Regions from separate parts of the Homo sapiens genome. Here region 1 is linked to region 2. Evidence: chromatin loops called from intact Hi-C (ENCODE). Cell type or tissue: IMR-90. All regions are shown on one strand. Links, peaks and the distances in the headings refer to the core of each region. The heading gives the core; the rest is flanking DNA.

The links. A loop is a pair of places that touch in the nucleus more often than their neighbours do. Peaks named below come from ENCODE experiments on the same cell type or tissue, not always from the same donor. Only the 100,000 strongest peaks of a DNase experiment are listed, where the experiment ranks them.
Region 1: it touches region 2 in a loop (17-fold over the local background); 32 of 110 quality-filtered maps call a loop at or near these places.

What each region holds. Positions count from the first base shown.
Region 1 is chr17:43,337,914-43,340,825 of GRCh38, forward strand. No RefSeq gene overlaps it. Among named protein-coding and RNA genes, the nearest start is that of LINC00910, 50 kb to the right of the region's middle. RefSeq lists a silencer at 1,146-1,195. In IMR-90, for the core only: a CTCF peak has its summit at 1,187 (motif pointing left); no DNase peak of the experiment used is centred there.
Region 2 is chr17:43,025,358-43,028,269 of GRCh38, forward strand. It overlaps RND2 (Rho family GTPase 2), which reads left to right. Exons shown (of 5, transcript NM_005440.5): 1 at 1-92; 2 at 603-690; 3 at 1,826-1,935; 4 at 2,704-2,838. Among named protein-coding and RNA genes, the nearest start is that of RND2, 1.6 kb to the left of the region's middle. In IMR-90, for the core only: no CTCF peak of the experiment used is centred there; no DNase peak of the experiment used is centred there; H3K4me3 peaks cover 154 bases; H3K27me3 peaks cover 193 bases.

The sequences.
Region 1 (2,912 bases), core at 141-2,640, 310 kb after region 2:
AGGATCAGCGGGCTGTGGCTGATCCTGTGCCACAGCAACAGGAGCGGCAGGTATATGGGGATGTAGAATAAGAGGAAGTTGCTAGGCCTCAGGATGCCCATACTCCCTGGCTTGAGAAATGGCTCTCATAAGAGGAGTGTCATTTTCAGGAATGTATGTAACCTGTTGCTTATGAGCAGCCATGGTGGTGGCAACAGCAGTGGTAACCGGACCAGAAGCCAAAAAGAGATTCGAGTTTTGAATAGAGGAAGAATCAAGAACCTGTAAGCCAGGATGAGGTGCGATTACCTGCTGGGCAGGTCTTTTAGGGTTGAGAAATCAAGGCTGCTGCAGTAACTGCAGGACAGGCTTCGAGGGAGCCTGATGCACCAAAGGAGAAGCAGAAGTGAGAGATGGATAACCAGGCTGTGGAGGGATAGGGTTGAGGGCCTCATTGCCAGGCCAAACAGGCAGAAGGTTGAGAGCCCTACAGCAGGGCTGAACAGAGACACAGTTGAGAGCCTGTAGGGGCCAGCCCTACAGGGTCTGTGGGTTTTTCTCCCCGTGTGCGGAGACAAGAGATCATAGAAACAAAGACAAAAGACAAAGAGATAAAAGAAAAGACAGCTGGGGCTGGGGGACCACTACCACCAAGACGTGGAGACCAGTAGTGGCCCCAAATTCCAGGCTGCGCTGTTATTTATTGGATACAAGACAAGGGGGCAGGGTAAGGAGTGTTAGCCATCTCCAATGATAGGTAAGGTCACGTGGGTCATGCATCCACTGGAAAGGGAGCCTTTCCCTGTTTGGCAGCCGAGGCGGAGAGAGAGGAGAGACAGCTTACACCATTATTTCTGCATTTCAGAGACTTTTAATACTTTCAGTAATTCTGCTATTGCTATCTAGAAGGCAGAGCCAGGTGTACAGGATGGAACATGAAAGCAGACCAGGAGCATGACTACTGAAGCACAGCATCACAGGGAGACGGTCAGGCCTCTGGATAACTGCAGGCAGGCCTGACTTATGTCAGGCCCTCCATAAGAGATGGTGGAGTAGAGTCTTCTCTAAACTCCCCTGGGGAAAGGGAGACTCCCTTTCCTGGTCTGCTCAGTAGCAGGTGCTTTTCCTTGGCACTGACGCTACCACTAGACCATGGTCCGCTTGGTACGGGCATCTTCCCAGACGCTGGCATTACTGCTAGACCAAGGAGCCCTCTGGTGGCCCTGCCTGGGCATAACAAAAGGCTCACACTCTTGTCTTCTTGTCACTTCTCACCATGTCCCCTCAGCTCCTATCTCTGCATGGCCTGCCTTTTTCTAGGTTATGATTGTAGAGTGAGGATTATTATAATATTTGAATAAAGAGTAATTACTACAAACTAATGATTAATGGTATTTATATATAATCATATCTATGAGCTATATCAGTATAACTCTTGTTATTTTATATATTTTATTACACTGGAACAGCTCGTGCTCTCGGTCTCTTGCCTCGGCACCTGGGTGGCTTGCCACCCACATCTCCCCGCTTTTTATTAACTAGGATCACCATTGCCATCATTGCTTGTCGTTGACTTTGGACTTGTCTTCGGATTCCTTGCGGGATCTGCAGACTAAAAGTAGACAACATAAGCATACCAATATTAATAATGCCAGTGACAACAATGATCCTCTGAGGGGTTTGATCCATTTAAAGGGATTAAGATCAGATAATTCTTTAGCTATTCCTTCAAAAATGTCTGAGCCCAGAACAGTGGATAAATGAGCCTGTGAAGCCTCAAAAATTTGTTCTTTAAGTTTTGAAATATCCAAGGTTAAGTTATCATCCCAGGTTTTTAAATGTCTTGAGACCGATTCCCAGCTATGCTGATCTTTATTATAAGCATAAGGTGTTATACAGTAATCAGAAGTATTCCAATCACATTGTAATTGCATACGGTGTTCCAAATTCATAACTGTATCTCCCAGCCATATTACACTTTGGTGGAGATAATTAATTTGATTAGCTAACTTTTGATCAATTTGAGTCTGAGAATTCCAAAGTCTGGAGGAGTTTTTTTGCCATGCTTCAACATATTGAGTGGTTTGAACAGAACTGTGGATCTCAACTCCAGCGGTTGCCACTGTTGCAGAAACCGCAATTAGACCTGCAATGACTACAATAACAGTAAAAATAAATCACTTTGTTCTTTTCAGGATACCTTTAAGAACTTCATTGACTATGTGTATAGAGGGGGAAGACTCCCATGGATGATGTAAAGAAACTGGTATCCATACCCCCTCCCTAGCCCTTACGAATAGAATACTTGTTGTGGGATTAAAAGTAGCATCAATGCACATGAACAGCTTACAATTATCACATTCTATATTTTGTGTATTGGGAATGATAATTATATTTCCAACCAACAGCATGTAAGGGGGTTTGACACAGCTCCTGATACGTATCACCTGTTCAGACATCAAGGTGATGTTGAATGTGGGTGTTTTGATATTAGTGGGAGAGAGTTGATAGGTAGCACTCCATATCCTTATTCCTGTCATAGCTGCAGCTAATTTCCATAATTCAGGATGTTCTGGGGTAACAATGGGATGAATCATTTTTGGTCTAGAAGGAACAATGCCTGTGTTCATCCATTTGAATGGGTAAGGAGACACCCATTCTCTCAACCTGTAGGACTGCCATCCGTCCTCTAATATTGTAACAAATAATTGAACTCTGAGCATGTCGTATTCTGGCTGGAGCAATCCCGCCAATAATGGCATTACAATTATTCCATAAAATTGAATTCACCAGAAAAGGTCCCTTTGTAGATTCCTTTGGGCAGTCTGGCAGTCCTTTTGTTTTATTGCTGTTAGTAGTGACCAGAACCCACCATTCCTCTTGTGGATTAAGTTTAACAGAAGTTGAAAAGAATTGCTACTGAACACATTATG
Region 2 (2,912 bases), core at 116-2,615:
AGAGCGGCCGCTGCAAGATCGTGGTGGTGGGAGACGCAGAGTGCGGCAAGACGGCGCTGCTGCAGGTGTTCGCCAAGGACGCCTATCCCGGGGTGAGGGACCTGCGTCTTGGGAGGGGGACGCTAAGGCTGCTGGGGGGTGGGTGACAGGGGCCCTGGCGACGGATGGGAATGGGTACTCGGGTAACCAGGGACAAGAGACAGGGGGTCGGAGGACGCGGGGAGGCCTTGAGGGCTCAGGAAGGACTGCAGAGGATTGGGGTGGGAGGAATTAGGGAGCAGGGTGAGATAGATGGGGTTTGGGAGAACCAGAGCATCCGGGAGGGAGGGCGAGGGGAATGTCGGAGGTCCTGGGCAATGGAGAGGGGAAGAACTAGGGGGCTGAAGGGACCAGAAGGGAACAGGAGGAGGTCTGGGAGCTTAGCAGAGATTCTCCGGGGGGGGGGGGGGGGGGGCAGGAGCTCCCGGGATCTCCCCTTTGCCCAATCCCAGACCAACTTGTGTCCAGGGGCTGGGCTGGACGGGGTGTGGGAGTGAGGAGGGCATTTATCTGGGGTGAGGACTTGGAGAGATGATCTCATCTGGATCCATCCGTGTCTGCAGAGTTATGTCCCCACCGTGTTTGAGAACTACACTGCGAGCTTTGAGATCGACAAGCGCCGCATTGAGCTCAACATGTGGGACACTTCAGGTAGCCAAGTCCCTGGGGGTCACCCTGACTTCCAAGGCGGCCCACTCTGTCCCCTCCCTTGGTTAGACCCTTAGGTTCCAGGTAAGCCCAGCCCATCCATCCAATTCCAACAGGAAGGGAAAAATCAATATTCTGCTAAAATCCAGGGAAACTGAGGTAGAACTTGCAGAGCCTGACAGAAACCATGTCCTGAAGGAGAAAGCCTAGGATCTGAGCCCCTCAGCTGGGTCCTGCCTACCTGGGAAAGTTGGGAAGGAATGGCTTTTAATTTGGAACATGTTCCTTCAGAGATAAGACTGGGTTTAGAAAAGACATTTAGAGGCCAGGCACGGTGGCTCACGCCTGTAATCCTAGCACTTTGGGAGGCTGGGGTGGGGGGATCACCTGAGGTCAGGAGTTTGAGACCAGCCTGGCCAACATGGTTGAAACTCCGTCTCTACTAAAAATACAAAAATTAATCGGGCGTGTGGCACGTGCCTGTAATCTCAGCTACCAGGAGGCTGAGGCAAGAGAATCGCTGGAACCTGGGAGGCGGAGGCTGCAGTGAGCCGAGATCATGCCGCTGCACTCCAGCCTGAGCGATAGAGCGAGACTCCATCTCAAAAAATAAAAAAGCAGAAAAGACATTTAGAATGTCTTGAGTGAGGGGTGGTCAGGAGGCTGTTTCTCTCCATTGAACTAGATAAATCTGAGGTCAAGTCCCAGGAGAATGGGAGAGTGCTCTCCCTGCCACTGCTCTTTTCCTCCTCCCAACATAAGGAGGGTTTTTATTTTTACAAGAGTTCCCTTCAGGGCTTTAGACTGCCAAAGCCCAGAAAGCACATGCAACATTTTATGAGAATGTCTATAGATTTTATGAGCTTCTCAAAGGGGTCCAAACCTCAGTCAAGAATAAAAATTATTACTTTTTAAACCACTAGGGAAGCAGAGAGCCGTTTCCCACCATGTGACCTCCCTTCTGCCCGCTCCCCCACTTGGGAAACCCAGACTCCATGATGGGTATTAATGATGGGTATTAATGGTTGCTCTTTTCCATTCTCTGCTCCCAGCATCCCTTGACCAGGATCTGTAAGGTCTCCCATTCCCTTCCAGGCCTCCCATCCACTCAGGCCCCTCATGCCCTGTCTTCCTTCAGGTTCCTCTTACTATGATAATGTCCGGCCTCTGGCCTATCCTGATTCTGATGCTGTGCTCATCTGCTTCGACATTAGCCGACCAGAAACACTGGACAGTGTTCTCAAGAAGGTGGGAGCCTGGGGAAATAGGGCAGCTAGACTGAGGGGGACCAGACCACCATGGTCCTGACATAACATGGGCCAGGAGGAGGGAGTGATGGCTGGGGTATGGCCATCAGCTGGTTAGCGAGTGAAGCTCTCATCCCTGCCACCCCTGCCTCCAGCCCCCATCCCTCCCAGCCACCCCTTTCCTGAAAGTCCTCAGAGCTGGATACAGCAGCTAGGGGAGGTGGGGGAGTGAAGGGAGAAGCACTCACAGGATTCCTTCTCTGCTCTTCCAACTCCTTGGCAGTGGGAGTCCCAGATGGAGGGGATGGGATGGGAAGCCTGATCCTGGAGCTCAGGAAAGCCCTGTGGCCTCCTCTCCAGGCCCCAGTTTCCATGACAAAAGCCAGGGGTGAATGGACAGAAGTCAGCTAGGGCAGCCCCAGTTCCCAGGTGGGGGAGGGGAGGGTGGGATAAATTTGTTCCCAGGAGAGAGTATGGGAAAGGCGAGTGGGAATGGGAAGTTTCCAGGCTGGCAGACCCTTCATAGCCACTGAGGGAGAAGAGTCCACAGGCCCACGCCAGCCCTCTCCTCCCCGCTGCTTCTCTCTCACCCCATCCTGCTCTCAAACCAAGCCTAGCATTCTCACCTCCTTCCTCATGTGGGAGAGTCCTGAGGGATACATGGTTTCTGCGTGCTTGAGGAAGAGAGGGCACACTGCTGGCATGGCACAAAGGCTCACGCTGTGCCTCCCTCCACCCCTCCACAATTCTCTTTTCTTCTCCTACATAGTGGCAAGGAGAGACTCAAGAGTTCTGCCCCAATGCCAAGGTTGTGCTGGTTGGCTGTAAACTGGACATGCGGACTGACCTGGCCACACTGAGGGAGCTGTCCAAGCAGAGGCTTATCCCTGTTACACATGAGCAGGTGGGACCCTTGACGTCTGACCTCATCCCAGCCTAGACCTGTCACCTCTGCCCCTTCAGTCTCTGATTTGAAAA